4 separate regions of the Homo sapiens genome follow, and regions 1, 2 and 3 are each linked to region 4. A link is a contact called in ENCODE Hi-C or POLR2A ChIA-PET data. All regions are on one chromosome and are shown on one strand. The core of a region is the stretch at or near the end of the contact, and the rest is flanking DNA. Distances in the headings are between cores, read along the strand shown.

Region 1 (4,831 bases), core at 1,410-3,909, 370 kb before region 4:
ACAAAAATTATTAAGGCAATAAAGGAAGGGCTCATTACTTTATATACAGCCTATTAATATTTTAATAGGCTAATTCTGCTTTTCTTTAAACCAGTACTGTGTATCAAAATTACACAGAAAACTCTCATTATACAAAGACTATATAGAGATTTTTTTTTTTCCTCACACATGGATTGACCAGTTTTGGGGGGTGGTTTGGAGCCATATGACATTATTTCTCAAACTGCAAACATTTGTTTATCAACCTTATAAGGTTTGTTGTATCTGCCTACTGCTGATACTATTTATGTGATAGTTTTCTTTAAATCAACTCACCGTTTTCACCTGAACTGATGTATGTTAAGAGTGATTTTATGTTTTTGGCAAAAAGAAAACCAGTAACACTCACCATATACAATAGGAACTGCAAAATAATAAAATCAGTGGAAACGTGACAATATGATTAAATTCTACCTAGAAATAGTTGTCTGCTGGAAGCAAAACCCTCGGCTTGGTTCTGTGAGTCATAAAGGGAAATGAGAAGCCTTTAAGAGAGGCACAAAGCCAATTAGCCATGCAAGACTCACTGATGGGGTCAGAGTGGTGTCACCTAAAGAGAGGACTGGGTCACCGGGACCCGAGGAATGGCCACAGAGGTGGACCCATGCTTAAAGCCTTGAGCCTTACATGCACCATGTGTGCATTTTACCACATCTATGTTATTTACATATATATATATATATATATATATATATATTTAATTTTACTTTAAGTTCTGGGATACATGTGCGGAACGTGCAGGTTTGTTACATAGGCATACCTGTGCCATGGTGGCTTGCTGCACCTATCAACCCATCATCTAGGTTTTAAACCCTGCAGGCATTAGGTATTTGTCCTAACGCTCTCCCTCCCCTTGCCCCCACCCCCTGACAGGCCCTGGTGTGTGATGTTCCCCTCCCTCTGTCCATGTGTTCTCATTGTTCAACTCCCACTGATGAGTGAGAACATGCGGCGTTTGGTTTTCTGTTCCTGTGTTAGTTTGCTGAGAATGATGGCTTCCAGCTTCATCCATGTCCCTGCAAAGGACATGAACTCATTCTTTTTTATGTCTGCAAGTTATATTTTAATAAAGACATTTCATATCTTTCAGGCTGGCAACGGCGGCTCATGCCTGTAATCCCAGCACTTTGGGAGGCCAAGGCAGGCAGATCACATGAGGCCAGGAGCTCAAAACCTGCCTGGGAAACATGGTGAAACCCCATCTCTACTAAAAATATAAACATTAGCCAGGCATGGTGGCAGGTGCCTACAGTCCCAGGTGCTTGGGAAGCTGGGAGGTTGAGGCAAGAGAATCACTTGAACCCAGGAGGCAGAGGTTGCAGTGAGCCAAGATCAAGCCAGTGCACTCTAGCCTGGGCAACAGAGCCAGACTCCGCCTCAAAAAAAAAAGAAAATTAGTATCTTTCAAAGACAGACATGTTAAAATTTTGGAAATGGAATTGGTGTAAGAAATCATTACATTGCTTTAGTCTCTTGACTATGATGGCAGATATAGGATGCTATGCATGTGACCAAATTGTACATAACTAAATACACACAAGTACAAGGAAAATGGGGGAAAATCTGAATAAGACTGGTAGTGGGTTCTATGAATGTTGTGAATGTTAATATCCTGGCTGTGATACTGCACTACAGGTTTGCAAGATATTACCATTGGGGATAATTGGGTAACGTTCACATGAGATCTCTCTGTATCATTTCTTACATCTTTATGTGATTCTTCAATTATCTCAACAAAAATTCCAATGGAAAAAAATGCACAGCATCAAGGAGAAAAAAAAAAAAAAAAAACACATGTTGGTACCAAACAGATGTTCTTGTCATAATCAGGAAGACGGAAAGGGAACTGAGAAGGAAACCACACTCCCAACCTTGGTTCAGGCTCCCTAGGCACTGCCTGTTGTTAACGCTTTGCCATGGCACCCACGACACGGGGGTCCCTGCGGAGAGCATCCCTTACTCCTCCCAGGGGATTCTACCAGCCACCTCTGGGCTCCGCCTTCTGCCAGGACCCGTCCTATTTCCCGCCCAGCTAGAAATAGATGTTCATGCAGCCTCCTGATAAGCTGGGCACTGAAACCCAGAGGAAGTGGCCTGCAGGGTGCCCACTCGTTTGGAAAAGGCAAAGGTCACACAGCTATAGAAGCCAGCTGGGACCACAATTCCTAGGAATGTCAGCAAGGAGTTGAGGTAGTCTGAGAACTGGCAGAAGAGTAAATGCAGACTTCCCTTTCAACAACAGCCTTTCATTTGATCACACACTTTTCTGACTTCCATCTGAAGCAGCACTGCATGTATATGTATTCTCGTTCTTTGAGTTTGCTAGTTTGTCTTTTTTTGTTTTTGTTTGCTTTTTACAGCAAGAGAAAGGTTCTCAAAATACAGACAACTACCTTAACTTGGATGGCCTGGAATAAATTCTAGAGTTGTAACTGATGTTGAGTCTTCCCATGGAGAACGCTGGTCCTCAACTTCCTACTAAGGACCTTTCGGCTTCAGAGAAAACCAAACAGGAGGAAAGGGAAGGGAAACCACATGCACAGAAACACTGAGTACATGCCCGTGTGCACAGCAGGGGTCCTGACACCTGTGCACTCATGTAAGGCTGAGATGACTGTCTTCCTTCCACAGGTGGGGAGGCTGAAGCAGAGAGAGTCACTGACTCATTCAAGGTCACAATGGTTGAGCCAGAACTTGAACCTGAATGGCCAGGCTCCAAAGTTTGCACTCGTTTTTGAGACATAGTGTTGCTCTGTTGCTGAGGTTGGAGTGCAGTGGCACAATCTCAGCTCACTGCACCTCAGCCTCCTGAGTTCAAGCGATTCTCCTGCCTCAGTCTCCTAAGGAGCTGGGACCAAAGGAGTGTGCCATCATGCCCGGCTAACTTTTGTATTTTTGTTGGAGATGGCGTTTCACCATGTTAACCAGGCTGGTCTCAAACTCCTCACCTCAGGTGATCCACCCACCTCACCCTCCCAAAGTGCTGGAATTACAGGCATGAGTCACCTTGCCCGGCCCAAAGCTTGCACTCTTAACCACTACCAAGGGAAGGATGAAACGAGAAGCCAAGATCCAAAGTGCTCTCCCCTGCAGACAGCAAAAACCTCTTGGCTCCACCAGTGGGAATACGAGTCCATGGCTGACACGTGGGCCAATACAGGGCACCAGGAGATCCACGATCCAGTCCCACTGCCACTACCTTACTGTGTGACCTTGGGAGAGTCATTTTACCTCCCTGGGCCTCAGTTTCCCCCTCTGAGAAATGCAGGGATTGGGTCAGCTGTGTCATTTGGATAGTCTCTAGGGTATGAAAACACTAGTTGACACCAATTCAGGATGAAAATGACTCTGGTCTTGTCCTTGGTGGCCCTGGAAAGAAAGTATAAACGGGTAATGTTGGGGGTTGAACTGCATCCCCCAAAAACATACATAGAAGTCCAGTCCCTGGTATGTGTGAATGTGGCCTTCTTTGGAAATAGGGTCTTTGCAGATGTAGTCAAGATGAGCTCATGCTGGATTAGGGTGGGTCCTAACCCAAGACTACTGTCCTTGTAAGAGGGAAATTTGGACAGAGACACACTCAGAGGGAGAGATGGGAGTGCCAATATCCACCAGCCAAGGGACACCCAGGGTCACCAGCAGCTACCAGAGGCCAGGAAGAGGAGAGGAAGGATCCTCCCCTAGAGCCTCCAGCGGGAGCACTGCCCTACCAACACCTTGATTTCAGACTTCTAAGCTCCACACTGCAAGGGAATAAGTACATTTCTGTTTTAAGTCCCTCATTTTGTGGCACTTGTGTTATGGCAACCACAGGACACTAATATAGGTAATAACATGGTTTTCCTATTATCTTCAATTATTATCATTATTATTATGATTATTATTATTATTATATTTGAGACCGAGTCTTGCTCTGTCGCCCAGGCTAGAGAGCAATGGCACAATCTCAGCTCACAGCAACCTCCACCTCCCAGGTTTAAGCGATTCTCATACCTCAGCCTCCCAAGTAGTGTCACCACACCCGGCGAATTTTTGTATTTTTGGTAGAGATGGGGTTTCGCCATGTTGGCCAGGCTGCTTTCAAACTCCTGACCTCAGGTGATCTGCCCGCTTTGGCCTCCCAAAGTGCTGGGATTACAGGTGTGAGCCACCACACCCGGCCATCTTCATTATTATTATAACAGCTACTTACTAAGTGTTAGCTGTACGTAAGGTAGTATATTAACTGCTTCACCTAAATTATCCCATTTCGTGCCAGCCACCCTACGACAGAGGAGTCATTATTATACCCATTTTGCAGACATAAAATTCTAAGGCTCAAAGCAGACAAGGAGCTTGTCCAAGGTCACACAGTGAATCAATAACAGAGCTGACACCAAACCAAGTAAGTGGCACCTGGAAGGCCACTTCCTCCTCTTTGGGTACCTCCACCTCCTCCCACTGAGAAAAACAGTGTTCATGACACCAGGAGGTGGGCAATGGGCCTTTCCCCTGCCCACAGGGTCTGTTCTCCAGAGAGCAGATTACAGCAAGGACTTGGCACTTTTGCAGTAGTACCCAGTTCTACAATGGACCAAGGCTGCCTCCCCATCCACCCAAGAGGAATCCAGAGTTAGCCATAAAAGACCAAAGGAACAAATAAAAACTCCTCAGCTCATGGCCAAGAAGCTCTGGGGACTGGCAGGAGGTTTTGTTAAAGGAGATTGTCCTCGTCCTGGGAGCCCTTGTAAAGGGCAGCCATGCCTTGGTCCAGTGGGTTCTCCTCCCCACCCTGCTCAGATCTCACCCTGTC
Region 2 (4,975 bases), core at 1,410-3,909, 370 kb after region 4:
CCAGCTTGGCCAACATAGTGAAACCCCATCTCTACTAAACATACAAAAATTAGACGGGCGTGGTGGCACGTGGTCCTGTAGTCCCAGCCACTCGGGAGGCTGAAGCAGGAGAATTGCTTGAACCCGGGAGGCAGAGGTTGCAGTGAGCCAAGATCACGCCACTGCGCTCCAGCTTGGGCGACAGAGCTAGACTTCGTCTCGAAAAAAAAAAAGAAAAAAAGAAGAGTTGCTTTCTAATCAGTGTAGAGGCCAAGGTCTACTACTGCCACCTAGGAGCTACTTAAGCCACAAAAACGCCTCCCCGATCCCACTCCTCGGAAGTGCCTTCACCTCTGAGCCTCATCTATGAAATGAGTGTAACACCTGCCAGAAAGAGGTTTGGAGAGGATTAAAAAGATGTGTGCATAGTGCCAGGCACATAGCAAAGGCTCAATAGATGGGAATGATTTGCTCAAAAGAAAGTGGGCATGACGGCCCTTGCAAGCCACTGCACAGATGTGGTGGCAACCCTAAGTTCATAGCAGGGCAGAAGCTCAGTGCAACAACGTATGGGCTCCCCAAACACACACACACTCCATGGTGTGCACCCTATGGTACTGTTTCCGGTGTTTGAACAAGAACAACTCCATTTTGAATATGGGCTGGGTAAAATGAGGCTGAGACTTGGTGGGCTGCATTCCCAGGAGGTTAGGCATTCTTTTTATTTGTATTTTTTTCTGAAGCAGAGTCTCGCTCTGTCACCCAGGCTGGAGTGCAGTGGCGTGATCTCGACTCACTGCAACCTCTGCCTCCCAGGCTCAAGTGATTCTCGTGCCTCAGCCTCCTGAGTAGCTGGGATTACAGGCACCTGCCACCATGCCTGGCTAAACTTTGGATTTGTAGTAGAGACGGGGGTTTCTCCATGTTGGCCAGGTTGGTCTCGAACTCCTGACCTCAAGTGATTCACCTGCCTCACTTAGTCACAGGATGAGCTAGGGTTGGCACAAGATACAGGTCACAAAGTCCCTGCTGATAAAATAGGATGCGGTAAAGGAGCTGGCCAAAACTCACCAAAACCAAGATGGCGACCTCTGGTAGGTCTCACTGCTCATTATACGCTAATTATAATGCATTAGCATGTTAAAAAAAAAACAACTCCCACCAGCGTCATGACAGTTCACAAATGCAATGGCAACGTCCAGAGAAGTTACCCTATAGTCCAAAAAGCGGAGGAACCGTTAGTTCTAGGAAATCCCTGCCCCTTTTCTGGAGAACTCTTGAATGATCCACCCCTTGTTTAGCATACAATCAAGAAATAACTATAAGTACACTTAGTCGAGAAGCCATACTGCTGCTCTGTCTACGAAGAAGCCATTCTTTTTTTTCTTTACTTCTCTATTAAACGTGCTTTCACTTTATAGACTCTCCCCAAATTCTTTCTTGCATGAGGTCCAAAAACCCTCTCTTGGGGTCTGGATTGGGAGCCCTTTCTGTAACAGTACTAAAGGTGTGTGTGTAGCTTAAGGTGTTTTTCAGAACAGTATTTCTTTGCTGACTCATGGCCACTCCATAAAATCTGTGTTAAAGGTGAGGTTTTTCCCAGAACCTAATTTTTTTCTGACTTCTTGGATTGGGATGATGACTTCGGCTTTTCTCGGAAGGCCTTGGTCACACCGCTGGCCGATGAAACAAGGAATTGTGCACACTGGGTCTCAGCTCTCTGCGTTTTGAATATTTCTGCATTAGTGACTGGCTTGGGTCCAGTCTCCACCAAGAAGCCACTTATGACCCTTGGACAAGTCTTTATTCCTTTTTAAGTAAGCTTCTGGATTCTGCCGGTCCTGTTTGGGGTCCCTGGGGCTCTTTGAGACAGGAACGTTACAGAGCAGTTGAAGGAGAATAGAAACTTCCAGGCTGCAGTTCTGTCTAACAAAAGGAAACTGTTGAAATAGCTGCACAAGCTATGGGCTAAGACCCTGAAAAACCAGGGTGTGGGTCAACCTGGCTAAAACCAACTGGACCCAACGTGGTGTGGCTTTGACCTAGGCTTCACCTAGGACTCATTAACATACTAAGTCACACACCCACCGGCACCACAACAATTCCGGGAACACCCATATTTGGTGTAAAAATGGGTGGCACCACAGTTCTGACAAGTCTCCACCTTATTCCAGAAACCTTTGTGTATATTCCATTTCTCAAAGAAACCCATAAAGATGGAAACCCCAAGCCCCATTGTGTGGCCCTCTTTTGAGTCCGCCCTTTCTTCAGTGTGTACTTTGCAGTAAACCTCTGTACTTTCACGACTTTCCGACTTGTTCTTGAATTCCTTCGTGAGGTGGTGAAACCACCTTTGAAAACTTATGACAGAGGCAGTAAAAGAGATACACATGTGGAAAGGAACCCAGTCTGGGGCTAGGCCCCGCCCCCCTCCTGCGGGCAGCCCAATCATACCCAGGCCCGCCGCGCTAGTCTCCGCCTCTCGGTGCTGCCTCTTCCGGGCCTCAGGTTCTTCCCCATGCCCACGCCCCTCTTTCGCGTCGCCGTATCCGAGGTCGCGCCAGGCCCTGGAGTCCCCAGTCTCCGCGTGCTGGCCAATCAGACCCTGCCTCGCCCCCTCGCCTGGGAGTCTCCGCCCTCCACGCTCTGCCCAGTCAGGCTCTGTCCCGCCCCCGCGGCACCGCCTCCGCGCCTCCATCCAGCCGGCTCCCTCCGGCCGCGAACTGCCCCTCCCCGCCCCGCCTCCCGGCGCGGGTGGCCGAGGCGTAGCGCTGCGACCCCCGCACCCCTGCGAACATGGCGCTGCGAGTGGTGCGGAGCGTGCGGGCCCTGCTCTGCACCCTGCGCGCGGTCCCGTCACCCGCCGCGCCCTGCCCGCCGAGGCCCTGGCAGCTGGGGGTGGGCGCCGTCCGTACGCTGCGCACTGGACCCGCTCTGCTCTCGGGTAAGCGCGGCGGGCACGTGGGCGGCTGCTCCCTCCCCGCCTGGGCTGCTTGTCCCGGGCCCAGCGGGACACGGAGGACGCCGGGGCACCGCTCCTGAGCCACCGGGGCGGAGCGAGCGCGGACCCTGCCCCCTTCTTATTTCTGTTGGGATCCCTGGCTCTGCGGCCGCTTCTCCCCCTTAAGTAGCGGGAGGACCCGCGAGTAGCCTTTGCCCTAGGGATTGCATGCAGCCGGGAGGGGAGGCCTGCGGGACACCGAGGCGGGGGTGGCCCGGCGGGTCCGGCGGGCAGGTCGGCCGCTTGCTGCAGAAGCCAGGCACGTGTCGCTTAAGCGTCTCGGTGGCCTTAAGTTTATCTCCCATCTGCGTGCATCGTTGAGACCCCAAATGGGGAGGCCTTTAGTTTACTAAATGGACCGTTACTGAGAACTCCGAAGTAAAATTAAAACAGAAGCGCTTATTAAAATTAAAGCACCAGGCAGGGCGCGTTGGCTCATGCCGGAGGGCGGATCACGAGGTCAGGAGATCGAGACTATCCTGGCTAACACGGTGAAATCCCATCTCTACTAAAAGTACAAAAAATTAGCCAGGCGTGGCGGCATGCGCATGTAATCCCAGCTACTCGGGAGGCTGAGGCAGGAGAATCGCTTGAACCTGGGAGGCAGAGGTTGCAGTGAGCCGAGATCGCGCCACTGCACTCCAGCCTGGGCGACAGAGCAAAACTCCACCTCAAAAAAAAAAAAAAAAAAAAAAATTAAAGCGCCAGATCTAGATTTTTTTACTAGATAAAACAATCATAACTTTGAAGATTCAGCTATTTCCCCAAAACAAGTAAGATAAAGTCTTCTGGACTCAACAGAAGTTCTGCTAAAGTTTGTATTGGATCATTCATGTGTGTGCTTGCTGAAATGAGCCCTAACTCAAACGGACTTGAAATAACTGGGAAACCTGCCCATGAATGTTTCGGCCATTTGTGCTACTTCAGCACAATTATTGCAGGGGAAAAACAATTTTCTTTTTTTTTTTTTTTCTTTTTATTGAGACGGAGCCTCGCTCTGTCGCCCAGGCTGGAGTGCAGCGGCGTGATCTCGGCTCACTGCAAGCGCCACCTCCCAGATTCAAGCGATTCTCTTGCCTCAGCCTCCCGAGTAGCTGGGTTCACTGGCGCCCGTCACCACCTCCAGCTGAGTTTTGTATTTTTAGTAGAGACAGGGTTTCGCCACGTTAGGCTGGTCTCAAACTCCTGACCTCAAGTGATCCACCCGCCTCAGCCTCCCAAAGTGCTGAGATTACAGTCGTGCGTCACCGCGCCAGGCCAACAATTTTCTTTACGCCCAAATGTTTGATACACTGACTGCTCCTCTGCTTCGATTGCGTAGATCAGTGATGGCTCTTGTCTCATTAGCTCATTGTTTTAGAAACCTGTTTGGAGCTGGAATGGTTGATAAATTTATTCCAAAATTTGTAGCATAAAGATTTACTTATGCTGTCTTGCTAATAGTCTGTCCGCTCTGTTTCTGATAGGGATCCCTACATCACTAATTTGAATACAAAGGTAAAGCATTTCTCAGATAAGAATTTAGTTTCAAGTCTGTGGTTTTCGTTCCTTTTTTTTTTCTTCTTTTTTGAGATGGAGTCTCGCTCTGTCGCCCAGGCTGGCATCCAGTGGCAGGATCTTGGCTCACTGCAACCTTCGCTTCCCGGGTTCAAACACTTCTCCTGCCTCAGCCTGTGGAGTAGCTGGACGACAAGAGCACACCTCCATCTCAAAAAAAAAAGAGAAGAAAAATTGACTAATACTAATATAAAATATTTTATCTGACTAGTGACATTGAAAAAGGAAAATGCAAAATTTTCATAAATTGCTCACAACTCCTAATTTTCCGAGGCCAAAAACCACCTTTTTCAAGGCCCAGTTAGAAAGTAATTATTGTCCAGGCACGGTGGCTCATGCCTTTAATCCCAGCACTTTGGGAGGCTGAGGCGGGCGGATCACCTGAGGTCAGGAGTTCAAGACCAGCCTGGCCAACATGGTGAAACCCTGTCTCTACCA
Region 3 (4,471 bases), core at 1,259-3,758, 280 kb before region 4:
ATGTGCCCGATAAAACCTAACTGGTTCACAGGGTTGTAATGAGGATAAGATGTGGAAACAGATATGAAAGTCACTGGCTTTCCTTCCTTCTGTTTGGGTTTACCATCAAGTCTACAAATGGGGAATAGGAGATCCGAGTCTGGGGTTTTCTGACCACAAGTGCTTTCCCAGAAACAGTCTTCTTTGAAGTTATTTTTTTGCAATTTGAATAGTTTATACAGGCACATGGCATGCCATTCAAAAGGTCTCAAGGGGTAAGTGCAAGAAGTCCCCTGTTTACCCCTAATGTCCCCTCCCCCAAACCAGTTCTCCTCTCCGAGACATCCTTAGTCACCTCTTTCTTGTGTCTCCTTTCAGACTCAGTCTTTGAGCATTTCCACAAAAATGCAGCATTCTGCATACTCTGCTCTGCACCTTTCTTTTTTCATTTTTTTTTTTTTAATTTTTTAAGTTTGAGACAAAGTCTCACTCTGTCACCCAGGCTAGAGTACAGTGGCACCATCTCGACTTACTGCAACTTCCACCTTCCAGGTTCAAGCAATTCTCATGCCTCAGCCTCCTGAGTAGCTGGGATTATACGCATGTGCCACCAAGCCCAGCTAAATTTTGTATTTTTAGTAGAGATGGAGTTTCACCATGTTGGCCAGGCTATCTCAAACTAAGGGCCTTGGCCGGGTGCGGTGGCGCAGGCTTGCAATCCCAGCACTTTGGGAGGTCGAGGTGGGCGGATCATCTGAGGTCAGGAGTTCAAGACCAGCCTGGCCAATATGGGGCCACCCTGTTTCTACTAAAAATACAAAAATTAGCTGAGTGTGCTTGCAGGTGCCTGTAATCCCAGCTACTTGGGAGGCCGAGGCAGGAGAATCACTTGAACCTGGGACGCAGAGGTTGCAGTGACCCAAGATCACGCTACTGCACTCCAGCCTGGGTGATTCCATCTCAAAAAAAAATGGAAAGAAAAAAAGTCATTCATTTAACAGTCATGTCTCTAGTCTACTGTAATCTAAAACAGTCCGCCAGTCCATATTGTCTTTTATGACACTGACATTTTTGAGTGTCCAGGCATTTTGCAAATCTCTCTTAACTTGAATTTCTGTTTCTTTCCTCATAATAGATTTAGGTTAAACATTTTTTTGCAAGAATATTATATAGATGATGTTGCACCTTATTATTTTAAATGGCTGCATGGTATTCCAGTATATGGATACATCACAATTGATGTAACTCATCCTCTATCCACAGATGTGTAGATGACTTCCAATCATTTATTTAAAAAACAATACTACCATTAATAATATTATTATTATTTCAGACAGAGTCTTCCTCTGTCGCCCAGGCTGGAGTGCAGGGGCACAATCTCACCTCACTGCAACCTCCACCTCCCGGGTTCAAGGAATTCTTGTGCCTCAGTGTCCCGTGTAGCTGGGACTACAGGCACCCACCATCACGCCAGGCTAGTTTCTGTATTTTTAGTAAAGATGGGGTTTCAACATGTTGGCCAGGCTGGTCTCAAACACCTAACCTCAAGTGATCTGCCCGCCTCAGCCTCCCAAAGTGCTGGGCTTACAGGTGTGAGCCACCGCGCCCAGTCCCATTAATATTCTTAAACTTTTGTCATTTTGAAAATCTTGGAGTATGTCTGCAGGAGAAATTCCTAGAGGGGGAATCACTGAAGCTGCACATATATGCCTTTGTAATTTTGAAAGCTATTGCCAAATTACTCTTTATAGAGGATAAACCCATTAATACTATCGCTAGTACTGTTTGAGAATGCTTGACCCAGAAGCTTGTCATATGCTTTTAACTTTCATCTCACTGTGTCCTGGCTAGCAAGGTGGTTGGTGTACCTTTGCTGAATCCCTTTATGTGACAAGATTTCCTTAAGTTTTTGCCTATGAATTTTGGCTGGAATTTAATGAAATTACAACTCCCAAAATATGACAAAGTCCCCCGTGCTCTCCTGGAGCAGAATTCATACTCCTGGTTACAAAGCACATCTGTTTGCTTTGTAGGCTCCACTGGTTCCAAGAGAAGAGGGCAATGAAGGTGTGTCAGGCACTGTACCAGTTACCTGATTGACGTTATCAAGCCTGAGAAGTGGGAATTATTAATATGCCCACTTTACAGATGCTTGGGAGGTTAAACTGCCTGTTTACTCAAGTTCGACGGAGAAATAATCAATGCAGACATGAATGGCATCACAGAAGTGTATATTGCTCTTATTCTCTGCCTCCTTGGGTGTTAGGGTTGGAGATTGACAAAACGAAATCCTACACTTAAATTCAAAATCCAAAAGTTGTTCATCCCCTCCCGGCGCTGGGGTGAGAGCCCCGCGGTTCCCACCCCTGGCTCTTGGACTACGTGAAAACGACCCTCCCCAGAAGGCACCACTGTGGGTGCTCACTCTGCCCCAGCGGCCGTTTCGACTACATTTCCCAGAATGCAGTGCGTTCACCGCTGCGGCCATGCTTCCGTTTCCGCCCCAGATGTTTTCTGGGAGTTGGGTTCTCCACCTGTGCTGGGGGCGAAAACTCAAGCACTCAAGGCACCCTGCCAGTGGCGGCGGCGGACCCCCACGTGTCACGAGTAGATGAAGTTATAAACCGGGAAGCACCGGGGAGGGCTGAAAGCGTTTCTACCTCCCTTTATCCAGCAGGCCGGCCTTGTTTGTGCCACAGTGCCCTGAGCACCCATGGGCTGGTCCTGTCTGACTTTGGGGTTAATAGAGGTTCCATTCGACTATGGCATCCTCTTGCCTATTGAGTTTTCTAGGGGCCATGAAATTCCTTCCCTGGTTCTGTGACATTATGTTGTCCCCAGAAGTGCACCCTTGTTCTTCCTCCTTTACACACTTGCTCCCTTCTAAAGAAAAAGGAAGGACGCACCTCTGAATGGGCTAGTCTCGCCCCTACAGAGAGTCAGGTCGTTCGCTGTATGACAGCCAGGAGGCTCAGGAATAACGTCTGGCCGCTGAACTCGGCCTCTGAATGGATAGCTGAAAGCAGAGGTTCCCAACTGGGACTTTGTTTAAACATACATGCCCATGCCCCTCCAGATCTGCTGAATCAGCCTGGGCCAAGCTCCCCCCTGACCCTAATGTCAGCCAAGGTCAGAACCTGAGATTTACAGGGAAAATGCGAAACATTGGCATTCTAGACCTAACCTACTTTTTCTTACAGAAGCTACCAGACTGCCCACCTTGAGAACAGTAAATCCACATAATTTATCTCTGTATCCCCAGGAGCCAACTACATGCAGCCCATAATAGGGAGCAGACTTGGGGTTGACATCCAGCTGGTAATTACCATATGGCCTGCAGTCTGTGGCCAGTGGCTATTAGTTAGTCAGGGTCCATGTTATCTCGGTTGTTAAATATGTTGAATGCAACCCTGAGTTATAGTCGTTGTTTGGATGAAACTGAGCAAAATTCAACTTGGGAAAGGCAGAGGATGGTCAAACATGAAGATTTTCAGTGACTACCCTAAGGGATATTGCAACTTACAGAAAAGAGAGGTTCCTGTGGCCACAGGTCATCCAAGAAGGCTTCCGGCAACTCTCCTTACCTCTCATGGGTCAGCACTAGGTCATATGCCCTTCCCGGCCAATCAGTGGGAGGGAGGCTAGGAATGCCACCACTGGCTTAGACCGATTAAGATTGAATCTTGGGCTGGGTTACCCAACACAACCTTTTCTAGTTCAGCCCTGCAGTGACCTGGATGCAAAACCCAGCCCCGTTGCTGGAGGTCATTTACAACCAGCACTTAATCATCTTATATTCTTTGCTGAATGTTTATGGAATCAACAGGAAAAAGGTTCCACTGCATAACATTATTTTTAAAGTCCAGGGTTGGAGTTAAGATGAGACACTTTGAATCCAGAAAAACCAACCCTTCTTCCTTTCCCCTTCCTTCCTGCAGCATCCAGCCTGTTGGCCCCCTTTTTCACCTCTCCAGATGCCCTAAAAAATTCCAATTCCTGGGCTGGGAGCAGTAGCTCATGTCTGTAATCCCAGCACTTTGGGAGGCTGAGGCGGAAGAATTGTTTGAGTCCAGGAGTTCAAGATCAGCCTGGGCAACATAGTGAGACTTTGCCTGTAAAAAAAAAATTAGCTGGGTATGGTGACCCATGCCTGTAGACCCAGCTACTCAAGAGGCTGAGGTAGGAGATCACTTGAGCCCAGGAGGTCAAGGCTGCAGAGAGCCATGGTCTGGGTGACAGAGCACGACTATCTTAAAAAAAACAAACTTGCCTCCTTATCATCCCCACCAGCTTCACCATCATGACTGCTATTTATGGAGTGCCAAAAGATTTGGAATTTTTTTGGTTACAAGTGAGAAGAAAAGTCACCTCAATCTGTTTTAATCAAAAAGGGAAGTTGGGGGACTGGGTGCGGTGGCTCACGCCTGTAATCCCAACACTTTGGGAGGGCAAGGCGGGCAGATCAAGAGGTCAGGAGATTGAGACCATCCTG
Region 4 (4,503 bases), core at 953-3,452:
AAACTGAGGCAGAGACGTCACACAACTTGCCCAAAGTTACATATACATCAGAAACACAAATGCAATAAGTGAGATTTCAAAGATGGCGGGTGAGGATGTACCTGTGTGCACGTGCATACATGTGTATACTGAGAGCACATGTGCATGTGCGTGAGTGTGTGTGTACACGGCATATACATTGAGTGCATATGCATGTACATGTCCGTGAATCTGTGTGTGCACCTGCAGCAGTGCCCCCTGAGCTGAGGTTTCACTTTCTGCAGTGTCAGTGACCCATAGTCAACCGCAGTCTAAAAAGATTAGGTGGAAAATTCCAGACAATTCTTTAGTCTTCAATCCCACACTGTCCTGCTGCATCTTGTCCAGGACGTGAGTCCTCCCTCTGTCCAGTTTGTCCACACTGCATGTCCTAGCTGCCTGTGAGTCACTCAGCAGCCCTCTCTGTACTCAATTCCACTGCCATGGTATCATGGTGCTTGTGTTCAAGTCACCCTTATTTTATGTATAAATTAAACTTTATCACCAGTATGTACGCGTAGGATGAAACAGAGTCTATGTAGGGTTCAGTACTCTCCACCATTTCAGGCATCTACTGGGAATCTTGACACATATCCCCCAAGGATGAGAGTGGACTACTGTATAACTGTGTGTGTGTGTGTATTTGTGTATGCATGTGTGTGTGCACATGTGTGTATGTGTACACTGGTATGTGTATTACATGTCTGCACATGTGTATATGTATGCCTATGTATCTGTGTGCATGTCTGCATACATGTGTATGTGTACATATGCATGTACAAATGTATGTGCATGTACATGTATGTGTGTATGCATTTGTACGTGTATATGCATATGCACATGTATACACATACATGTATACATATGTGTGCACCTATACATATTTATGTGTGCATATGTGTGCGTGTGGGTACATTTATATGCATATATTGTGCCTGTGTGTACAAGCAAGTATATATGGTATGTGTATATGTATTTCTATGTGTGCATGTATGTGTACATGTATGTGTGTGCGCATGTGAGTATATTTATATGCATGTATTGTGCCTATGTGTATACGTGTATATGTACATATGTATGCATGTATATGTGTATATGCACAAGTATGTCTACATGCATTTATGTGTACGTGTGTGTGCATGTGGGTATATTTGTATGCACGCATTGTGCCTGTGTGCATGTGTGTATGCACATGTTTGTGCGCACATGTGTGCCTGTGTGCATGTGTGTATGCACGTTTGTGCCTGTGTGCATGTGTGTATGCATATGTGTGTGCCTATGTGTATGTACACCAATCATAACACTCCCTTTTCTTTCCCAAGAAAGGATTTCTTTTTGTACTGATCTCAGGAGTTTCAGGGCTACAGCGAAGAGATCACATGAGGAAGTCAAGAATTGTGTTTACTTACAAACTATATGGAACCAATATTTAATCATTTTCTACTTACAAAATCCCAATTTTGGCTGGGCACAGTGGCTCATGCTCGTAATCCCAGCAGTATGGGAGACCAAGGTGGGAGGATCCCTTGAGCTCAAGAGCTCAAGACCAGCCTGGGAAACACAGCAAGATCTCATTTATAATCTTTTTAATAGCTTTTTTAAATCTCAATTTCCTATGGCTCCAGCCAGTATAACCCCAAGACTCCACCTTCGTGGTGGACTCGAACCTCCAGGTGGCCTGTCAGCAGCGCCTGCTCAGATCCAGCCTTATTTTTAGCACTTTCTCCAGACAACCCAAGGGAAAAGAAAGCTGTTTTGAGGTCAAACTTCTGAAACATCTGTCTCTGTGACCCGGCCTCTGTGCAAACGCCACTACTCCCAGGACATGAAAAGCACCCTGCAGATGCCCAGAACCCCAGCCACCACAGCCAGCAGGCTGCACGTGCAAAGAAGGCTCTGGACCCAAGCTGCCTGGACGGGGCGCCTGGATGGGGCACCTCTTGAACCGCTGGGGCTCTCTCCCAGCATCCCTGCGGCGCCTTTGTCTCAAATGTGGAAGCAGCAGAGAGCTGAGGCCAGGGGCCGCTTTATTTCCCTATTGCTTTCAACATCTTCTTTTGAAATTCTCTTTAAACTGAAACTGTCAAAAGTTGTGTCTGATAAATCTGAAGGTTGTAGAGGAAGTGGTTTGTTCTTCCTCCTGCTCATGATTTCTGCACAAGATAGTACACAGTACTTGGTGAACTGTCAGGCAAGGCAAGAGCTCCCAGTGAGGGCCAGAGGAAATGCAGGAGATCACTGAGGCCTGCTCTTTACCTGCTGCTGCTGTCAGACACCAGACAAGGTCAAGGGTGCAGCAGACAGGAGGACCCCAAAGAAGGCCCTCCTCATCCCTCCCCATCCCATCCTCCAAGACATTCAGGGAAATGTTCAAACAGAACTGGCCTGGTGGCTCTGATACTCCCACGGCAGCCTGGCTGTCGGGTGTTATTATCCCATTTTCCAGGTAGAGTTTAACTAACGTAATCAGAATGTAAATAACATGCTCAACTTAATTTCAATAACTAACTTGCCCAATGTCACACATAGTGAGTTCTCTGAAGAACTGTGAATCCACAGTTCAGGCAAAGCCTGAACTTAAGAAGGTCTGACTCCAAAGCCTGACGTCACCTGCCCTGGGAAGCCCTCTCTGGCCCCTCAGACCTTGGGTGTAGTCAGGTCCCCTCCTCTGTAATCTTGGTAACAGTAGCAATGACAGTGGTAACGGCAGTAATAAGAGCCCTCTGTTTTTCCTGTATACTTTCTCTGTGTCAGACACAAGGCTAACACCAGATGTGCATTATCTCACTGAATCCTTCACAGAAGCCCATGGAGTTGGTACCGCTATCTGCCCCATTGTACTGATGAAAAACAAAAGCTCAGAGAGGTGAAGTTACTTGACCAAGGTCACACAGCAGGCAAGTGGCAGAGCCCAAGGTAGAACTTCCAACATGCTGTTTTGATTACTGGCCTGGGCTGATCCCAGTTTTCCTATACGTGACAATTCTTTGCATTATCTTGGGTCTAGATGCTTCTAGTCCAGAATGACCCCAAGGGCTGCCAGCCCCTTTGGGTTTCCCCACCAACGTCAAAGGTTGAGGGACAGAGGACATTTCCCTGTTGGCAACGAACTGGGCCCCACACTCCTGATCAGCTCAGCCATTGCCAGGTTCTTGGGCCTAAGGTTGATCCAAATCGGGGCAAAGAATTAGGTCCTCTCAAAGCGGAGTAGGAAAGAACAAGACGTTCATGGGGCCTTCCTGTAATTCGGCTTCCATGTTGAAGTCCAAAGTCCCAAGGCCAGCATGCAGGCAGCTCACTGCGTCCGCCCTCCACAATTCCACCAGCCCCCAGCCCACTCAATACACCTGAGGCCTATGGAGCGTGTGCCAGGCCTCACCAGGCCCCTCGGACTTTCCCAATGCTGTGTTCTGCCCAGAAAGCTCCTCCCTGCTTTCTCCTCCTGGCCTGAGCGGACCCATTCTTGGATCAGCAGCCTTCTCTCCAGGGACCCTGCTGCTTCCCACGAGTGCCCACCCTGAGTCACCCTCGTTTGCGGGCACTGGAACCGATTGTCCATAACTCTCTTCTCCCATGCTGTTGTCTCCACACTCCCAACCCTTAGCACAATGCCTGGTACCCAGGAGGTGCCCCATAAGGGCATGCTTCAGGCACGATGCCTAACTGCTGAATGAGAGAACACTCTGAAAGCACAGAGGGCACGGCACGCGCAGGCCCCTGCGAGAGGCCTGGGGCATATCTGCTCACTTCTCACTTCGTTCTCACCCTACAAGGTGCGGAAGGTTCCATCCTTGCCCTCAATTTACCCGCAAGGAGAGGGACACTCATGCAGATGGGGCCGCAGAGCTGGAATTCCAGCCCCGGCCTCTCTCTGAGTTTGCGCTCTACTTCCAGAAAACGGACACATCACCTGGGGGTCTGAGTGGGCAGTGGGAGAGTGAGCACACTTTACAGTTTATCTTGAAGACAGGCTTGGGAGCCTGAGATGAACATAGAGAACCATGGCCTTCTGCCTCCCCAGCCCTCTGGCCCCTGCCCAGGAAAGCCCGCTCATTATCTTGGGCTCCAAAAAGCTACCCAAAAGGTTGCCCCTGATCGTGCATTTCAAAGACTTGTTCACCTGGACTAGAGGACCACAGGAGCCCCACATTAGAAACAAAGGAGCAAGGGCCGGGCATGGTGGTGCACTCCTGTGATCCCAGCTACTGGGGAGGCTGGGATGGGAGGATCGCTTGAGTCTGGGAGGTTGAGAATGCAGTAAGCCGTGATTTCATCACCGTACTCCAGCCTGGGAAATACAGCAATACTCTGCCTCAAAAAAAAAAAAAAAAAAAAAGAAGGCCAGGCACGGTGGCTCACACCTATAATCCCAGGACTTTGGGAGGCCGAGGCAGGTGAATTGCTTGAGTCCAGGAGTTCAAAACCAGCCTGGGCAAGATGGCGAAACCCCATTGCTAATAAAAATTTAAAAAGTAGCCAGGCATG

The links. Hi-C counts contacts between places; a loop is a spot of excess contacts on that map. ChIA-PET counts read pairs that join two places held with the same protein, here RNA polymerase II (POLR2A). Pooled maps may share reads with other maps.
Region 1: a pooled map shows a loop between it and region 4 (2.3-fold over the local background). The contact joins two enhancer-like sites. A Hi-C loop is called at or near these places in 13 of 37 single-sample maps with no recorded cell type and 5 of 50 pooled maps. POLR2A ChIA-PET finds 5 or more read pairs at or near these places in 2 of 52 experiments (GM12878 and H1).
Region 2: a pooled map shows a loop between it and region 4 (8-fold over the local background). The contact joins the promoter of GCSH here to the enhancer-like site in region 4. A Hi-C loop is called at or near these places in 7 of 50 pooled maps. POLR2A ChIA-PET finds 5 or more read pairs at or near these places in 2 of 52 experiments (CD8-positive, alpha-beta memory T cell and activated T-cell).
Region 3: a pooled map shows a loop between it and region 4 (3-fold over the local background). The contact joins two enhancer-like sites. A Hi-C loop is called at or near these places in 6 of 37 single-sample maps with no recorded cell type and 5 of 50 pooled maps. POLR2A ChIA-PET finds 5 or more read pairs at or near these places in 5 of 52 experiments (A673, H1, T-cell and 2 more).

What each region holds. Positions count from the first base shown.
Region 1 is chr16:81,834,684-81,839,514 of GRCh38, reverse strand. The region is part of intron 2 of PLCG2 (phospholipase C gamma 2); the gene reads right to left. Among named protein-coding and RNA genes, the nearest start is that of PLCG2, 58 kb to the right of the region's middle. RefSeq lists an enhancer at 2,343-2,532. Within about 2 kb of position 2,659, at least 4 of the 41 ENCODE cell types and tissues checked have a DNase peak (open chromatin) inside an H3K27ac peak, as active enhancers do; they include GM12878, where a contact is called at or near this core.
Region 2 is chr16:81,094,079-81,099,053 of GRCh38, reverse strand. GCSH (glycine cleavage system protein H) reads left to right here and starts at 2,659. Exons shown (of 5, transcript NM_004483.5): 1 at 2,659-2,923. The coding sequence starts at 2,776. RefSeq lists silencers at 2,323-2,422, 2,573-3,242.
Region 3 is chr16:81,744,373-81,748,843 of GRCh38, reverse strand. The region is part of intron 2 of LOC105369213 (a long non-coding RNA gene); the gene reads right to left. It also overlaps a transcript of PLCG2 not described here. Among named protein-coding and RNA genes, the nearest start is that of PLCG2, 33 kb to the left of the region's middle. RefSeq lists enhancers at 1-12, 2,334-2,783, 2,673-3,292 and a silencer at 1,518-1,710. Within about 2 kb of position 2,508, at least 13 of the 41 ENCODE cell types and tissues checked have a DNase peak (open chromatin) inside an H3K27ac peak, as active enhancers do.
Region 4 is chr16:81,467,735-81,472,237 of GRCh38, reverse strand. The region is part of intron 1 of CMIP (c-Maf inducing protein); the gene reads right to left. Among named protein-coding and RNA genes, the nearest start is that of CMIP, 25 kb to the right of the region's middle. RefSeq lists an enhancer at 1,907-2,407. Within about 2 kb of position 2,202, at least 14 of the 41 ENCODE cell types and tissues checked have a DNase peak (open chromatin) inside an H3K27ac peak, as active enhancers do; they include GM12878, where a contact is called at or near this core.